2 separate regions of the Homo sapiens genome follow, and region 2 is linked to region 1. The links are chromatin loops, found by intact Hi-C in ENCODE. Cell type or tissue: breast epithelium. All regions are shown on one strand. Each heading gives the region's core, and the rest is flanking DNA. Links, peaks and the distances in the headings are about the cores only.

What was found. Hi-C counts contacts between places; a loop is a spot of excess contacts. Peaks named below come from ENCODE experiments on the same cell type or tissue, not always from the same donor. Only the 100,000 strongest peaks of a DNase experiment are listed, where the experiment ranks them.
Region 2: a loop joins it to region 1, with 22 times the contacts of the local background. A loop is called at or near these places in 26 of 110 quality-filtered maps.

Annotation. Positions count from the first base shown.
Region 1 is chr4:14,987,898-14,997,647 of GRCh38, reverse strand. It overlaps CPEB2-DT (CPEB2 divergent transcript), which reads left to right. Exons shown (of 8, transcript NR_038857.1): 4 at 2,298-2,394; 5 at 4,746-4,936; 6 at 7,094-7,194. Among named protein-coding and RNA genes, the nearest start is that of CPEB2-DT, 9.3 kb to the left of the region's middle. In breast epithelium, for the core only: no CTCF peak of the experiment used is centred there; no DNase peak of the experiment used is centred there.
Region 2 is chr4:14,913,089-14,922,838 of GRCh38, reverse strand. The region is part of intron 7 of CPEB2-DT (CPEB2 divergent transcript); the gene reads left to right. Among named protein-coding and RNA genes, the nearest start is that of LINC00504, 30 kb to the right of the region's middle. In breast epithelium, for the core only: no CTCF peak of the experiment used is centred there; a DNase peak (open chromatin) is centred at 5,645; H3K27ac peaks cover 1,179 bases.

The DNA.
Region 1 (9,750 bases), core at 758-8,757:
AATCGCTTGAACCTGGGAGGCGGAAGTTGCAGGGAGCCGAGATAGTGCCACTGAACTCCAGTCTTATAGCCAGAGCCAGATTTTGTCTCAAAAATAATAATAATAATACTTGAAACTCATAATTACTCCTGAATCCATGGGCTGCAGAATTGAAGTTGGGTTAGCAGGTATGAGAACAACAATTATCTTCTTGTACATCTCCATCAGAACTCTTGGGTGACCAGGTATATAGTCAATGAGCAGTAATATTTTGAAAGCAATCTTCTTTTCTAAGCAGTAGATCTCAACAGTGGACTTAAAATGTTCAGTAAACTATGCTCTTTCCAAGTTTTGTGGTTCCATTTACCAAGCACAGGCAGAGTAGACTTAGCATGATTCTTAAGGGCCCTAGGATTTTCAGAATGATTAATGAGCATTGGCTTCAAGTTAAGGTCACCAGCTACATTAGCCCTTAAGAAAAGAGTCTGTCTTTTGAAGCTTGAAGCTAGGCATTGACTTTTCCAGCTATGAAAGTCCTAGATGATACCTTCTTCCAATAGAAGGCTGTTTTTTCTACGTGAAAACTTATTTAGTGTAGCCACCTTCATCAGTTATCTTAGCTAGATTTCTAGATAACTTGCTGCAGCTTCTCCATAAGCACTTTCTGCTTTACCTTGCACTTTTATGTTACGAAGACAGCTTCTTTCCTTAAACACGAACCGACCTCTGCGAGCTTTGAACTTTTTTCTTCTGCAGCTTCCTCACCTCTCTCAGCCTTCACAGAATTGAAGAGAGTTAGGGCCTTGCTCTGGAGTAGGCTTCAGCTTAAGGGAATGTTGTGGCTGGTTTAATTTTCTCTATCCAGACCATTCACACTTTTTCTATATCAGCAATAAAGCTGTTTCACTTTCTTATCACTCGTGTTCACTGGAATAGTACTTTTAATTTCCTTCAAGAACTTTTCCTTTGCATTCAGAACTTGACTAACTACTTGGTGCAAGAGGCCTAGCTTTCAACCTATTTCAGCTTTCCACATACCTTCCTCACTAAGCCTAATTATTTCTAGCTTTTCATTTAAAGTGAGAGACATGTACCTCTTCCTTTCACTTGAATACTTAGAGGTCGTTAGAGTGTTATTAATTGGCCTAATTTCAATATTGTTTTGTCTCAGGGAATAGGGAAGCCCAAAGCCTTTATTGATTAAATTATTGTCTTATATGGTTGTGGTTTGTGATGTCCCAAAACAGTTACACTAGTAACATTAAATATTATGATCACAGATCCCCAAAATAGATATAATAATAATGACAAAGCTTTAAGTAACGCAAGAATTACCAAAATGTAACACAGAGATACAAATTGAGCCATGCTGTTGGGAAAATTGTGCTGATAGACTTGCTTGATGCAGGGTTGCCACCAACCTTCAATTTGTGAAAAACCCATTATCTGAGAAGCACAATATAGCAGAGCACAATAAAGCGAGGAGTGCCTATATATCCAGAATCCAAGCACTTCACCCCATTCTCACCACAAGCAGCCTGGACCAGGCTACATCGTTGCTCTCACCTACTAACTCGTATTCCAGCTTCTGATCTTGCCCCTCTCCAGTCTGTTCCCAACATAGCAGCCAGGATGATACTTCTGAAGTGGAAGACAGGTCATGTCAACTCCTCTGACTAAATACTTACATTTTCTCAGAATAGAAGTCAAAACATTTTAATAACCAAAAGGTTCTTCAGAATCGCTCCTGCCACCACTAACCCCTCTGAAAGCTTCCCTACAGTGGAATGCTTATTTCTGTAACAGCCCAGGCCAATTCAGCCTTAGGGCCTTTGCCCTCGCAATTCCCACACCTGGAATACTTGTCTCCTAAGTAGCAACAGGGCTCACTTAATCATGTTTTTATCATTTTTTTTCATGTCTCTCTCACGTCTCTGCTAAAAGTCATTTTTCAGTGATGTCTTCCCTGACCACCATTGTAATAAAATGACAACCCCCCGCCGCCACTCTTTCCCAGCCTTCTTATTCCTCATAAGGTGTTTGTGTTTCCATCTGACCCACTATGTACTTGAACTGTTTATCTGTCCTCTCTCTGAGATCACAAGCCCATGAGGAAAGGTCCATGCCTGTTTTGCTCACTGTTGTATCCTCAGCACTTACAACGATGCCTTGCACATAGTAGGCTTTCAAGAGTTGGGAATTGCATGCACTTATTAAAGGGGTTGTTGAATTAATAAATAGCAATTTTAGGAAATGATAGCTAAAAGAATACAATAGTAATACAAGGGTCTGTTTATAAATGGTTAATTTGTTTTCAGGAGCTGTCCAAACACCATGCAGATGCTCCTAGGATTCTTAAACTAGCCAAAAATAATTCCAGGCATTGTCAGATATAGGATAAGTACATGAAGACAGGTAAGTCATCCCAAGACTATAACGCTGGGGAATAGATAACCCTGGAGTACAAGGGGGAAAACTTCTGTCTCAGGAGACTAGAGTTGGGACTCCAGGAACACAGGGGTTCATTACAGGAGCTTGAACAAAGAGAGGAGTCAAGACCCCATCTCATAGAAATGGAACCAGTTCAGGAGGCACTGCAGTTAAGGTCAACTGGATGCCTTACTTCCATGCTGCTGGTTTCTTTCTGTGGCAGAGCCCATGCCCATAAATGTAATTAACCCCACAGAATGGGAAAGCTTTGAGTCTTTAGATGGGAGCTAATTAGCTCTGGTTTGGAGTTGGAAAAGGAGAAAGTAGAAATTAAGATTCATTCTGACCTTGACCAACTTCAAGGTGCTTTATTGATGTGGCACTCAAGAGTAGTACCATCCTCAATTACTTCTAGTTCTCCTACTTTTCTAAACCTTCCTTCATAATTTCCTCCTTCACTTTCTCCTTACATATTCTTTACGTGTGAGAGTTCCTTAGGCTTATGTTTCTGGTCCTTTTCTATATTTCTACCTACTTTTTCTAGATGAATTTATTATCATGTTTTCAAACATCATCTAAATGCTAATGTCTTCCAAATCCATCTCTTTAGCCTCATGGTCAAAATCATATTTCCAACTGCCTGTTTAACAGTTTGACCTGGGTGTCCTTCAGCCACATCAATTCAATGTGTCTATACCTGCATTCAACATCTTCCCCAAAATCTGCTTCTCCTATTTTGCTTCTTGTCTTGGCTGACGTCATCATCACACAACCAGTTTCTCAAGCTGAAACATGAGTCATCCTCTTCCTTCATCTCTCTCACCCTCCAAAAACAATTGTCAACCATGCTCTGTCAATTATACTGCAGAAACGTTACTCAAATGTAATTCCTTCATGTATCTCCGCATTCCCTTGCCTTTCACATTCCTGGAACACAAGTGCCCAATAAGTATTTGTTGATTAGTAATTGCCCAATGAATGCTGTAAGAAGAAAAGATGAAGAAAAGGAGAAAACAAGGTAAGGAAAGGAAGGAGGGAGATGGAAGGAAGGAAAGAGGTAGATGTTTCCAAAGCATGCTTTACAAAGACATGAGCCATTTTGTGGATAACTGTAGCATTGTTACCTTATGTTTACTGGAGAAAAAATAAAATGAATAATCATAATAACAATGACAAAAAAGTTATTTTCCTTCCCAATATTTTTTCCTTGACAATACCAAACTAAAAGTTTCACTCTGGTTATTACGATCTCTATTCTGGTTATTATGCCATACAAAGATGAACTCATTGACAAAGAAAAATATCAAGAATCTTCCCCTGATGACAAAGTGTAGCCCCGAAACATAATAGAAGGTCTGTGTTACCCTTTGTGGCATCCAGGGGATTTATCATCCCACTCCAATACCCCCACCTAGGAGAGAACCTGTCAGCCTCTCCAGTAATTTCTGCCACGATGCTCACTGGGCCCTTACGTAGACTGACTGACTTCTCTATTGCTACTTATCTTGTATCTTTAAGGCCATGTGAACTCGATTGAATTACAAGTCTTTGTAGGCAGTTGCTATGCCTTATATGTTCTTTAATTTTCCTAGTTCTTATTGATTGATTTATGTATTCAGAAACTCTCTGTTGAGTGCCTGCTCTGTACCAGACACTGTGCAAGGCACTATGGGTATAACTGTGAAAAGAACAGAAAATATATCCATTATTCTGTACATCCTCACAGAGGCTGTAAATAAATACTGTTGACATTAGTTATGATAATTCCCAACCCTAATTATCTGGGCAGAGTCATAAACAGTGAGACTGTAGGCTGAAACTGACCTACTAAATTGGAATCCTACTTGCTGCAATATGACCTTGCCGGGCTGGTCATCGGTGGAGCCTTGTGATCTATACAGAATATTGAGGTAAGGCAAATCTAGCAAGAAGGCAGAAAAAATTACACACTGAAGCTCATCTCAATCCTGGCTTGAAATGGGACTTCTATTATTTCCTTTTCTTGTCACAATATACTTTGTGAGTAGATAAAGCGAATAATATTTTTGTTTTGTTGTTGGAAAACCAAAGCCCAGAGGTAAAGTCGTTTGCTTGAGATGGTTTGCATAGACTGAGATTAATGCCCCCATCTCCTCATTTCTCAGTCTCTTGCTTCATTAGTTGGCCCTCAGGCTAGTGCTAGAAGCAAAGACAAAGAGTGGGCCACTGCTCAGCAAGTACCTGAGTAAAACAGGGTCACAGGGACACACGCTTAAAAACGGTGCTTGGGTATATATATCCTGAGGACTTGAAACCAGTATGTCGAAGCGACGTCTGCACTCTTGTGTTCACTGTAGCATTAGTCGCAGTAGCGAAGACACGGAAACAACCTAAGTGTTCACCAACAGATGAATGGATGAAGCAAATGTAGCATATATACACAGTGGAATACTATTCAGCCTTTAAAAAGAAGGAAATCTGGCTAACTGCAACAACATGGATGAACCTGGAGGATATTATATAAGTGAAATAAGCCAGGCATGGAAAGGTAAAAACTGAATGTTCTCACTTATATGTGGAATCTAACACAATCAAATTCATGGAAGCTGGGAATAGAATGGTGGTTATCGAGGCCAGGGGCTGGGAGAACAGGGAATGTTGGTCAAAGGGTAGAAAGTTGCAGTTAGATTTAAAATGATAAGTATTTAAGCTGATTGATATGTTAACTAGCTTGATTCAATCATTCAACTCTGTATACATATAACATCACTGTATGCAATAATAATATACAATTATAATGTCAAAAAATAAAACTTTTTTTTTTTTAAAGCAACAGTCCCTGCTTCTACTAAAAGTTAAGGAGTGGAAGGGATAATCCTTCAAGTCTTCACAGTGACACCTAGCTACATGAATGAAAATTGGTAGTAGAGACCTCAGAGAAAAAGCATCTTATTTTCAAAATAACATATCCCACAGAAAATCAGAGATATTCCTCACATATGCTTACTCATTTTTCTCCTGTAGTAAGAATGAGGTCTGGCAGTATATATTGGATATATTGTATTTTTCCACATTGTGGTAAGCTAACCACTTCAATTGATAAATTATTCTAGGCAGAGAAAAGTGATGCATCTTGACTAAATATTAAATATGTAGACTTTAAGTAGATGAAGAGCATTGCATCTATCAAATTTGACCTTAATATGTTTAGAATCTTAGAAGATTCAACATTTTAAATGTTTGTTTTCAAAACTCTAAACGTGCAGTTAAAAAGAAATATCATGAAGCTTATATGGTAGCAGGCATTATCACCAGCCTTTGTACAAGGATTGATTAAATGTAAAGACAAGAGAGGAAAAACATTCAGAGGGAAGAGGGATATTTGATTTTAGTCTTAGTGCTTCATTGTCAGTGCTAGCAATTCACTTTTGCTGTCTCCTTTTTTTTGTGGGACTTGAGAAAGGACTATAGGACTTTATGTCATCTCACATCCAAAATTCATTTATAGTGTAAGCCATTGTACTAACATTGGAGTACGTAATTCATAACAATAAGAAAAAACATAGACCTCAATTTTCAATAGAAAAAAATAGACAAACTGGTACAGAGAATAAGAAACTCTAAGATTTTCATAAGGACATGAATCGTGTATATGAAAATACCATTGTTTGTAGGCCCACAGTTGATGCATATTCATCCCATATTAAGAGATAGGGAAGAGTGATATGATGGACACACCAGGGCTATGGAGTCAGAGACGTGGCTTTTAGTCCGACTTCCTCTGTTACTATGTAACTTTGGCAGTTAAACTTTGGGAACCTCAGTATTCTCATCTGTGGAGGTAAAGACAAACATTACCTGTGAAGCGGGGGCTATGGTGATGATAATTAGCAATATTTTAAGTAGAGAGTCTTCTACAGTGTTTGACACAAAATAGATGTTTAAACAAACAGAAAAAACATCTTAGCTGTTATCTGCTATGCAGTTCAAGGTAAAGAGTAGATGAGAAAGCCAGCCTGAACACAGTGGTAGTCCTGGAGAATGGATAACCAAAGCAAAAGCAAAGCAAAACAGTTACCAGACAACATGGAGGTTGGTAATGGCAGTGAAATCCTTGATTGCTAGCAGTGGAAGGAGATATCCAAATAAAAAATGAGAAAAAAAAAAAGCTAAATTCCTCTTGGATCTGGAAAACATAAAAAATTTCTGAAACTTAAATGTTAAACATATTCAATGACTATTTTGTACCTCTAAGAAAGACCAGAGACCAGTTATGCAATTAGGGCAAACTCTGACTTTAAGGATATTACTGAATCCCACTACCAGTTCTGACACCTATGGGGAAGGTTATGTTTACCTGGGCATGTTAACCATCCTCATTCTCTGATTTCTCATCTGATAAATAACATAGAGAAATATGTTTGAAAACACCAAATGCTGTTAGAGCACTGATCTTCAAACTAGGATATGCCTAGACCATTGTGGTCCAATAGAAATACAACACAAGCCATAAATGTGAGCTATATATGTAATGTGAACTTTTCTAGTAGCCACATTTTATTTTTTACAGACAGGGTGTGGCTCAGTTGCCCAAGCTAGAGTGCAGTGGTGTGATCATAGCTCATTGCAGCCTCCCACCTCAGCTTCCCAAGTAGCTAGGACTACAGACGTACACTGCAATGCATAACTAATTTTTAAAAAAAAGTTTTTGTAGAGATGAAGTCTTGCTGTGTTGCCCAGGCTGGTCTCCAACTCCTGTACTCAAGCTAGCTTCCTGCTTTGGCCTCCCAAACTGCTGGAATTAAGGTGTGCACTAGCCACATTTTAAAAATTAAAAAGATACAAGTGAAATTAACTTGAGTAATGTATTTTATTTAAATCAATATATGCAAATTATTATTATTTCACCATGCAATTGATATACAAGTTATCACCACTTTACTGCTTTTCTCCATCTATTAAGATGATTGTAGTTTTATGGTTTAGTGTATTTAGTATATTAAATTGGTTGATTTTCATATTTTAAGCCAACCTTGTATTCCTGGGATACATTTCATTTGGTTATGGTGTATAATCCTTTTTATATGTTATTGGATTTGGATTGCAAGTAATTTGTTGAGAATATTGGCATGTATGTTTATGGGGGTTATCAGCTTGTGGTGTTTTTTTTCTTGTGCTGTTTTTGGTATTAGAGTAACTAATACTAGTCTCATAGAATGAGTTGGGAAGTATTCTTGTAATTTTTTTGTTAAGAGTGTGTGAAGTATTGATATTAATTCTTCTTTAAGTTTGTGGTAGAATTGACGAGTAAAGCCATTTGGGCCTAGACTTTCCTTGTGGAAAGTTTAAAAATTGTTAATTCAATTTGTGTTTGTTATAAGTCTATTCAGACTTTTCATTTCTTCTTATTTTAGTATGAGTTGTTGGTGTTTGGGAATTTGTTTATTTTATCTAGGCTTTCTAATTTGTTGATATACAATTGTTAATGGCATTCTCTTTTTTAAAAAGTTATTATTTACTTATTTTTTTTTTAAATTAATTTGTTGCTGGGCTGGTCTCAAATTCCTGGCTTCAAGTGATCCTCCTGCCTTGGCCTCCCAAAGTGCTGGAATTATAGATGTGAGCCACTGCATCCTGTCTGTAATGTTCTCTTCTAATCCTTTTTATTTCTATGAGGTTGATGCTGAGGTCCCCTTTTTTATTCCTGATTTTAATATTTTGATTCCTCTTTTCTTGTTCAGCCTCACTAAGTGTTCATTAATTTTATTGATTTTTTTAAATAAGTAACTTTTGATTTCATTGATGTTCGCTATTTGTTATCTATTTCGTTTATTTGTGCTTTAATATTTATAATGTTATTTATTCTGCTTGCTTTGGTTTTAGTTTATTCTTCTTTGGTAGTTTTGAAAGATAGAAGTTTAGATTATTAATTTGAGCTCTTCCTTCTTTTCATAATAAGCATTACAGCTACAAATTTCTCTCTGATTGCTGCTTAAGCTGCACCTAATAAGTTTTGGTATGTTGTATTTTTGATCTCATTAATCTCAAATAATTTTCTAATTTGCCTTGTACATTTTAAAACCATTTGTTATTTAAAAGTGTTTAGATTACTTTTTACATATTTGTGTTTTCCAAATGTATTTGTTATTGTGACTTTTAAATCTATTCCGTGATGGTCAAAGAACATCCTTTGTGTGATTTAACAGTCTTTAAATTTATTGAGGTTTCTTTTTATGGCCTTTTAACATACGCTTTATCACGGAGAATTTTCACTGCATACTTGAGAAGAATGTATGCTCTGCTATTTTTAGAGTTTTCTACAGATATGTTACATCTAGTTAGTTTATAGTGTTGTTCAAGTCTTCAGCCATTATTGGAAGCAGGTTATTGATGTTTCCAATTATTATTGTTAAATGTCTATTTCTCCTTTCAACTTATGTATTTGAATTCATGTTTTAGGAGGTTCTGTTGTTAGGTGCATTTATGTTTTTATTGTTTGTCTTCCTGATGAATTGACCCTTTTATCACTATGTCTTTTTTTGACTCTAGTAACAAATCTTGTCTTAAAGCCCTTTTGTCTGATACTAGTATAGCCACTCCACTTCTCTTTTGGATACTGTTTGTATGGTATACAATTTTCTATCTTTTCACTTTGGACTTACTTATATCTTTGAATCTAGTGTGTCTATTGTAGATGGCTTATGATTGAATTGTGTTTGCTTCATTCTGCATTCTCTGTCTTTTGACTGGAGAGGGATACGCATTTTTATTAGAGGAATGATATAGTCATTATTTGATAAATTGTACATTCATTGCTTTATTAAAAATTAGCTGATAAGGATTATCATATTAATTTATATTCCTTTTATAATTGATGAGATGCATTACTTGTATTAGATCTATATTAAGTTTGACGTCCTTTCATAATCTGTCTTATAGGATTCATTTTGTAACATATTTCTCAGTGTTCTGTGGGTTTTGTTGTTTTTTGTTTGTGAGATGGAGTCTTGCTCTGTTGCCCAGGCTGGAGGGCAGTGGTGTGATCTTGGCTCACTGCAACCTCCGCCTCCTGAGTTCAAGCAATTCTCCTGCCTCAGCATCCTGCGTAGCTGGGATTACAGGCGCCCAACACCACGCCCAGCTAATTTTTGTATTTTTAACGGAGACAAGGTTTTGCCATGTTGGTCAGGCTTGTCTCAAACTCCTGACCTCAAGTGATATGCCTGCCTCGGCCTCCCAAAGTGTTGGAATTACAGGTGTGAGCCATCGCACCCAGCCTCAATGTTTTAATAATATTTTTTGCAATGCAAATTAACACATTTGTTTGAATTGAAAAATAGAGGCAGGATTTTTCTGGAGGGA
Region 2 (9,750 bases), core at 1,258-9,257, 75 kb after region 1:
ATTATATTATTATATAAATATATAATGTATGAATATATATTATATTATTATATAAATATATAATATATGAATATATATTATATATTATATAAATATATAATATATGAATATATATTATATTATTATATAAATATATAATATATGAATATATATTATATATTATATAAATATATAATATATGAATATATATTATATTATTATATAAATATATAATATATAAATATATATTATATTATATAAATATATATTATATTATATAAGTATATAATATATAATATAATAAAATATATATCTTATATATAAAATATATAATATTATATATTATATATTATACATTATATTTATATTATATATTTTATATAAGATATATTTTATATATTATATATAATATATAATATATTATATAGAATATATATTATTTATATCATATATAATATATTATATATTATATAGAATATATATTATTTATATTATATATAATATATAATATATTATATAGAATATATATTATTTATATTATATATAATATATAATATATTATATAGAATATATATTATTTATATTATATATTATATATTATTTATATAATATATTATATATATTATATACATTATATATATACACAATATTATATATTTTATATATATACACACATATGCATGCATATGTATGTATCCACATACCCCACACATTTACACATTATAGTTATTTGTCACTTAATGACAGTGACATGCTCTGAGAAATGTATCATTAGATGATTTTGTCATTGTGTAAACATTAGAGTATACGTACAAAAACCTAGATGCTATAATTCACTACACACAGAGGCTACATGGTATAGCCTGTTGCTCCTGGGTTACAAACTGTACAGCATTTTACTGTACTGAATATTGTAAGCAATTGTAACACAACGTTAAGTGTTTATGTATCTAAACATAGAAAGAAACAGCATAAACACAATGTGAAACATTTAAATACTGTACACCTGTGTAGGGCAGCTCCATTATAATCTTCTAAGATCATCATATATGCAGCTGTTGATTGAAACATCATCAATATATTATATCATCAAAAATATAATATATTATATATATAAAATATGTATATACATACAGACACACACACCGTTTTCCTTTGGCATCTGTGGGAGATTTGTTTGAGGACCCCCTGCAAATACCAAAATCTGTGACTGCTCATGTCTCTGATGTAAGATGGCATAGTATTTGTATGTAACCTACAAACATCCTGTGGTATACTTCAAATTATCTCTGAATTAGTTATAATATCTAGTACAATGTAATTACTATGTAAATAGTTGTATTGTTTTTTAAAGTTTTATTTTTATCGTTGTATTGTTATTTACTATTTTTTTCTCTGAATATTTTCCATCTGCAGCTGGTTGAATCTGCAGTTATATATAATAATTATAGAATCTATAATAATTATATATAATGTAATTATAATAATATATAACATTGCTATAATACAATATAATAATATGAAATATCTATATGGATTTCTGAACTACTGAAGTATTATAGTTTGGGAACTGCGAAAACTTCCTCAGGACTCCTGAAGTCCTTCAGAATTCTAAAATTTCAAGCATTCCTCATTTGCACATATGGATGATGGAACCCTGCCTTGAGTCAGGCCTACAGTCTGGTACCTGGTTCAGGAGCAGGATGTGACTGAAGAGTAGAATCTTAGCCAGTGAGGCTTCCCTCTGTAGACTTGCTCAGCTGCCTCCCTGTGGGGCCATGGCTCCAGGGAGCTCCATAGCCTGCATCTCTGTTTGTCTTCTGGATCTGTCCTTCCAAACACCTGGCAGAGGTGATGGACTGCCCAAGTGATACTGTTTCTCTATTACTTCTTTTTGTTTTTGTTTCTGAGATGGAGTCTCACTCTGTCACCTAGGGTGGAGTGCTCTGGCATGATGTCAACTATCTGTAACCTCCGCCTCCTGGGTTCCTGCCTCAGCCTCCCTAGTAGCTGGGATTACAGGTGCCTGCCACCATGCCCGGCTAATTTTTTTGTATTTTTAGTAGAGACAGGGTTTTGCCATTTTAGCCAGGTTGGTCTCACTCCTGACCTCAGGTTATCCATCCACCTCACCTCGGCCTCCCAAAGTGCTGGGATTACAGGCGTGAGCCCCCGCACCTGGCCTTGTTTCTCTATTACTTCTTGAGACACAGTTATCTCCAGGTAATCCTACAGTGGCAGTTATCCATCCATCCATCCATCCAACATAGATTTATCCAGCACCTTCCTTCTACCAGCTCTTGTTCTGGTTGCTTCTGGGGGAGGGCACATGAATGCACAGATAAGCTATTTTGGAGCTCTGTGGTCTAGAGAGGTCCTACCCTTGAGGCCCACAGAGGGAAATTCTAATCTCCTTTTCCCCAGACAGCCTCGGCACTGCTGACCATCTGCTTGTGTTCCTTCTTGCATCTCTTTGGACGCAGGAGCATGCTTAACAGCACTGTGGCTTACCACTGTTGCCATCCTTGGCTACATGTCTTCCTGTTCCATCTTGACAGTTGAGGGTCTAGGAGTTCTTCAGGGAACCCCCGCTGGGGTTTGCAGTCATCTCCCTTTCCCACTCCTCTCTGGAATTGGCTTGCTAGTAGGAACTGATGTTGACCCATCCCTTTCCCTGATCCTCAGGCTGTTTGATCATGACTGTATTTCTTGAAGATTCCTTTTCTTCTGGTGTGATCTTTTTTGAGGACCAGCCCCAGCCTGGAGGCCCAGACAGAGCTCTAGAGAAAGAGCATCTGGACAGACACATCTGCTATCCCACTGGCCTCACTGCTCCCACTTCGCTCTCAGGCCCAGGCTCTTGCTGCTCAAATACCACCATGGCATACCTGCATCCGTGGTGGTGGCGCGAGCCAGGCTTCCTGGTCTTTCCCTTCCCTTCTGGATGTAATTTCATGTCTCCCCGTTGGAAAAGAGATTGACATGAAAACCAAAATTAAAATACTGTCATAAGTGCCAGGAAGCGGCAGCTATAGTTTTCTGTACGGCCTCCTGGAGCCTGAGGTGGCAGGTCAGGTCAGGTTCAGCAAAGGTCTGCGAGCGAACGGGTGGGAAATAAGAGATCTGAGTGGTAAAAAGGAGTCAGAGAGATAAATGGACGGTGGGGAAAAGAGTTTTAGGCACAGTGAACACCAGCTGTGGCAGCACAGTGAGAAGACATTGAGATGTGGTCAAAAACCTGGACTCAGTTTGTGTAGCAGGAACACTGGGCAGGAGAGATAAAACACTATGGGGTCCAGCACTTTGGGAGGCCGAGGTGGGCGGATCACTCGAGGTCAGGAGTTTGAGACCAGCCTGGCCAACATGGTGAAACTCCAGCTTACTAAAAATACAAAAATCACCCGAGCATGGTGGCACGCACCTGTAATCCCAGCTACTTGGGAGACCAAGGCAGGAGAATTGCTTGAACCAGGAGGCAGAGGTTGCAGTGAGCCGAGATCATGCCACTGCACTCCAGCCTGCGCCACAGAGCAAGACTCCATCTCAAAAACATAAAAATAAATAAATAAATAAAAAACACTATGGGGCTGTTTCTCATCCTGGAGTACAAAGAGAAGCACCTTAACTTGACATTGCTTTCTCAGAGAAGTGAGGCTTCTCTAGTGATGACACTTTCTGGCACCCTGGCATCCTACCTGCGTAGGGTAAGATGGATACCTTCAAATTACCATTTCTTGTTCCACTCCCCTTACACAATGAGCTAGTTCCTAAAAATTTGCATTGCAAAATCATGAAGATACTCTAACTTCAATTCTGTGAACACATACACGAGAAGGAAAAGAAGCTGGGAAGCACATATGCAAAAGGTGGTCATTGGTTAAGGTGAGTGCCGTTTGGTTGGTTTAATTCTTGGCTTTATTTTTTGTGTTTACTTTTGTTTACTTAACTTTAAAATTATATTTAAAAATTATATTTGAGTCATATTCAAACAGCTCCTCCCCCAGTACATATTCTGGGTCTAATTTCTAGGTTGCAGCATAAGACACTTATCCTCCAGGTGGAATTAGTCTTGTAGCAGAGGCTCTACTAGGAAGTGATAAGGCCACATACTAAGGTCTCCAGGAATATAGGTGATTTTTCTGCCGGTGGCAAGGAGTGTTATCCCAGATCAGCCTAATAAATTTGCATTCATGGCACCCGTTAGGGTGTCTTCTTTGTGGTGATTGCTAGTTTAGAAAATGGAAGGAAAAATTCAGCAAGGCTGTTTGTGATGTGGCTGCAGAATTCCCTGATGGCTGAGAGTCCCAGAAAGCTGTGTGTCCAGCATACAATATCCTTTGTTTAAGCATCTGCATTCTTCCCCCAAGCAGGCTGTCAGGGAGGCAGTCACACCCCATCTCTCACTCCGTTCAGGCAGGAATCGAAGCACAATTTGGCCTCTTTGTCATTTTCAAAAATCAAACCTGCCTAGGGACCAAGTTCCAGCAGCAGCTGTTTTTGCTTTATGCTTTATTTAAAGACATTTAATTTTGAATCCTGTATGTTTTCAATGATATTTTTAATTTTTGGTAGAGCAGACTGTGTACATGTATAAAATATCCTTGATTTATATAGAGGAGTTCTTTCATTAGCTGACTTTTTTTTTTTAGGATAAAGGCAGATTAATGATCCTAATTAATAACTAAGTGATTATAGCTTTTTATTGTTTTAATTATTTCTTAAAAATAATAGTAATTAAATATCAAATATATTAAATTATTACTTTATGGACAGCTTTGTGTCAGATAGTTTACATACATTTTCTCATCAGGCTTTATCAGAATCTTACAAAGTGGACGGAGAAACTAATGTCCATTTTATGAATAGAGTCTCAGGAAGGGTAAGTGGCTTGTTCAAGTTCTCGTGTCCAATGAGTAGGGAAGCTGAGATTTTTAACCCAGGTATGTCTGATGCCACATAACATACATAATGTGATATTACATGTATACTGTACATGTATATTTATGTGTGTGTGCATACCTATATATTATATTATTTATATGTGATACCCAAACTTCCAAATCACATTTTCTCCTCATCTCTTTCATTTTCTTTTTTCTCTCACTTTTTCTATCTCTTGGCCTCTTCGCTCCTTCTGATGGTTGACTAACCGTGCTGTCATTCATGGGCTGTGATCTGAGAGGACAAAGTGTTAAAGCATTTCCCATCTTATGTGGACTTCCCAGCTCACCTATGCCCAAAGTGGATTGAGCCCCTGATCCTGAGGCCAGAGGACCTGGGATCATATGTCATTTCTTTTTTGTTCTAGCCTCATATATTTGGGCAAGTCTTGCAGCTTCTCTGAGCCTCAGCTTCCTTATCTCATGTGTTGGCTGAGGCTCACAAGAGCTGGTGTCCTGTGTGCCTGCCAAAGTTATCATGAGGATTCAATGTGAGGATAGATGTGAAAGCAGTTTATGAGCTGTAAAGTGCAATGGTCACTCTATTGTGTTCTCTGGGCTGCACGTCCTCTGTGATGAGAGTTTATCTGGGAGGCAGGAAAGTGAGGAAAAAAGGAATCCCTGCAAAGCCAGCCCCACAGATGAGTAGGAATTAGAAAGGTCATGTGGGATCCAGCAAAGCATCCAGGAGGCAGGATTAGTCATCATCCCGAGGCAGAGGCACTTGTTTGTTTCTACTCCAGGAATTTGTCATCGTCACAATTCCACCACTCCCTGCCTCTGCTTATTCTGAACCTGCCATTACTGACCAGCTTATTTCTATTCCTATCTCTCAGCCTTGTGGCTTTTGCTGCCTCATGCCGTTGTCTGTGTCCTGTCTTTTGCACCCAGCCTCCTCTCTGAGTTAGTTCTGCCTTTGTTTGTGTTAAGGACCGCTGGCTCATTCTGTAGGTCTCACACTTCTACTGCCTGGGGAGAAGGTTCAGTTTGCTATCATCAGTGTTGTGCTGGTAATGTTTAATAACTGGTTCTCTGTGGGAGGTTGGGTGGGGGTAGGGGAAACCCTGACACCTGTGTGTTGCCAATTTCCTTGGCACAAATACTCCTACGAGAGATGGTTTCAAGCTGTCAACATAACGTCACCTGGCTCCTCAAATCCTGAAAATGGAACAGTTGGGGCCCATAAGCTAGCATAAGCCAGCTCCAGCATATCACTGTCACCCCTGTCTGCTGCCTCATAGCTGCTGGTCAGTCTAGGGATTGGCTGGTCTTGAACTGGGGTCGTATCCTGGTCCATTTAGCTGTGGTCAAGGTATCAGGATTACACATTTAACTTCTCTCTGAAAGTCCTGTGGACAGAGGAACTTTCCAGTTTATTTGTTTGACTCTCATTTTACAGACGTCTCTGTGACTTCAATAAAATAAGGGGAGAGATAGAAAAGGAGGGTAAGTAAATATAAATTAGAAAATGATTAATGCCACAATAAAGGTGTAAAAGATGTAAAATGAGGGTTCAGAGACAGGAAATGTCACTTGGTGGCAAACAAGGAAGACTTTATGGAGCGGATAACATTTTAACAGAGACTTCAAGAATGATAGGGTTTGGAGAGGTAGAAATAGAGGAGAAGGTGTTCAAGATACAAAGAAAAAGGTTTGAACAGAAGTGTGCAGTGAGGAGGCATGGAATAGGTATGGAGTTTGTGAAGAGGAAAGAGTGATCCTATTAGGAAGAAAAGTTGGACCAGGCATAGTGGCCCATGCCTGTAATCCTAGCATTTTGGGAGGTCACGGTGGGCAGATAGCTTGAGTTCAGGAGTTCAAGACCACCCTAGGCAACATGGTGAAACACCATCTCTACAAAAAATATTATTAAAAATATCTATATTATAAATTATATTGTATTAGGTTGGTACAAAAGTGTGCTTTTTGCAATTATTAATACTTTTAATGGCAAAAACTCACTTACTTTTGCACCAAACTAATACAAAAATTAACCAGGCATGGTGGTACACACCTGTGGCTACTTGGGAGGCTGAGGTAGGAGGATCACCTGAACCCAGGAAGTCGAGGCTGCAGTGAACCATGATCATGCCACTGCACTCCAGCCTGGGCAGTAGAGTGAGACCCTGAGACCCTGTCTCCAAAAACAAAAGTAAAAACAAACAAAAAAATAAAAAAGAAGAGAAAAGTAGAGGACTTTTAGGTGTGTCAAATAAGCCTGAAATATCTTATACTGCTTTTCTGAGGTACTGTTTGCAAATAAAAGTGAAATACAAAATACAAATTATAAGGCTATTATGTATTATTATTACATGGGTCTATTGGAATAGAGTCTTGAGAGCTTATGAGAGTAAGATTTTGTTGAGTCACATAAATTGGTTCTGATCCTCCAGTTTTTCAAATAGATGATACTATTGTGGGTATTAGTTCTTGCACTGAATGGTGTCAGCAAGTTGAGGCAGAGCATTGGTGAGAATAAGACTGGGCTGAATCTGGATGAATAGAGATCCTGCCTTGTTGCCAACTCAAGGAATGACCTGGGCAAGTCATTTCTTTTCCAGCCTCGGTCCCTCCTCATGCCTGTAATCTTGCAGGGTGGTTATTTGATGGTTGCTTTCATAGCCTTCCCACGTCTATAATTACATACACTTGACCTCTTCAACTTTATTTTAAATGAAGTCATTCATTATTTGAGGACTGGCAAAGAGCAAAATTCTCCATGCCCTCAACATGGAGATCCTTCCCTTGAGAAAGAGCTGCAACTGGAAGCACTGCCAAGATTCACATGTCATGGGGGAGGAGAATTCTGGTTAACTGAATATCCTTGTCAAAGTGAAGATTAACTAGCATGATCTATTTAAGCCCTTGATGTTAGCAATATATCTAGAGTGTGCTAGTTAACATCTCTAACTTAGGAAAACAGGAAAATAAGAATTGAGAGCTACATATATACACATAGTGTATATATATATATAGTGTATATGTATAGTGTATATATATAATATATACAGCATATATATAATATATACACAGCATATATATAATATCTATATATACAGCTTATATATCATATATAGGTATATATAGCATATATATAATATATATGCTATATATTATATATACTATATATGCTATATATATAGCATGTATATATACTATATATGCTATATATATAGCGTATATATATACTATATACGCTATATATAGCGTGTATATATACTATATATGCTATATATGTATATATACTATATGTATATATACATATATACATATAGTATATATACATATATATGTATATATACATATATACATATAGTATATATACATATATATGTATATATACTATATGTATGCTATATATATAGCTATATAGCGTATATATAGCTCTCAATATATAGTATATATATAGCTATATATATAGCTCTCAATATATAGTATATATATATAGCTATATATATAGCTCACACTCTCTCTCTCTCTCTCTCTCTCTATATATATATATATATATATATGTATGTATATGCCAGCCTCTGTGATAGTCACTAGGAAACAGAATGATAATAATGGCCATCATTTATTGAACATTGAACATTTTATTCTTTGCCAGGTACTGTTCTGAGAGCTTTATGTGCATCATCTCCTTCAATATTCCCAACAAATATGAAAACTAAGCAAACTGTTATAATGCCTTGTAGTGGGTTGAATAGGGATCATCCAAAAATGATACGTCCATATGCAAATCCCCGGACCTGTGATTGTGGCCTTATTTGGGAAGGGGGTCTTTGCGGATGTAATTAAGTATCTTGAGATGAGGAGGTCATCCTGGATTATCCAAGATGGCCCTAAATATAGTGGCAAGTGCCCTTGTAGGAGACACACAGGGAAGAAGCACACAGAAGAGGAGGCAATGGGACCATGGAGGCAGATATTGGGGTGATACAGCCACAGGCCATGGAACACCCAGAGCCCCCAGATGCTGGAAGAGACAAGACACAGATCATCTTCTACAGCCTTCACGGGAGCATGGCCCTGCCAACACCTTGATATCAGACTTTGGGCCTCCAGAATTGTGCAAGCATGAATTTCTGATGTTTCTGTCCACCAAGTTAATGGTAATTTGCTACAGGAGCCATAAGAAACTAAGAAATACCCATTTTGCAAATATGAGAATGAAGCATAGAAGGCCCAATCAACTTACCTAAGATCCCACAGTTAGTAAGAAATGGTTGCAGGAGATTCACCTAGGCATCCTTAGAGTTTGCTTTCAACTTTAATAGACAACTGCACCTCATAATGTCTCTACCCCTAATGAGATATATAAGTGACCAGTTACTCTGAAAAGTGCAATGGAGACTTGGGGCAGACATAGGGTGCAGCTATAGGAGCACAAGATGGGCATATAACCCTGCTTTTGAGGGGAGGCTTGAGTATCAGGGAAGATATCCTAAGGGAAGTGATGATATTGAGCTGATAAAGATTTTTTTTTTTAATTTAAAAAAATTTTAAGTTCAGGGGTATGTGTGCAGGATGTGCAGGTTTGTTACATAGATAAATGTGTACCATAGTGGTTTGCTGCATAGACCATCCCATCATCCAGGTATTAAGTCCAGCATCCATTAGCTATCCTTCCTGATGCTCCCCCTCCTCCCCATTACCCTCTGACAGGCCCCAGTGTGTGTTGTTTCCCCCGATGTGTCCATGTGTTCTCATCATTCAGTTCCCACTTGTAAGTGAGAAAATGAGGTATTTGGTTTTCTGTTCATGTGTTAGTTTGCTGAGGACAATGGCCTCCTGCTCTATCCATTTCCCTGCAAAGGACATGATCTCATTC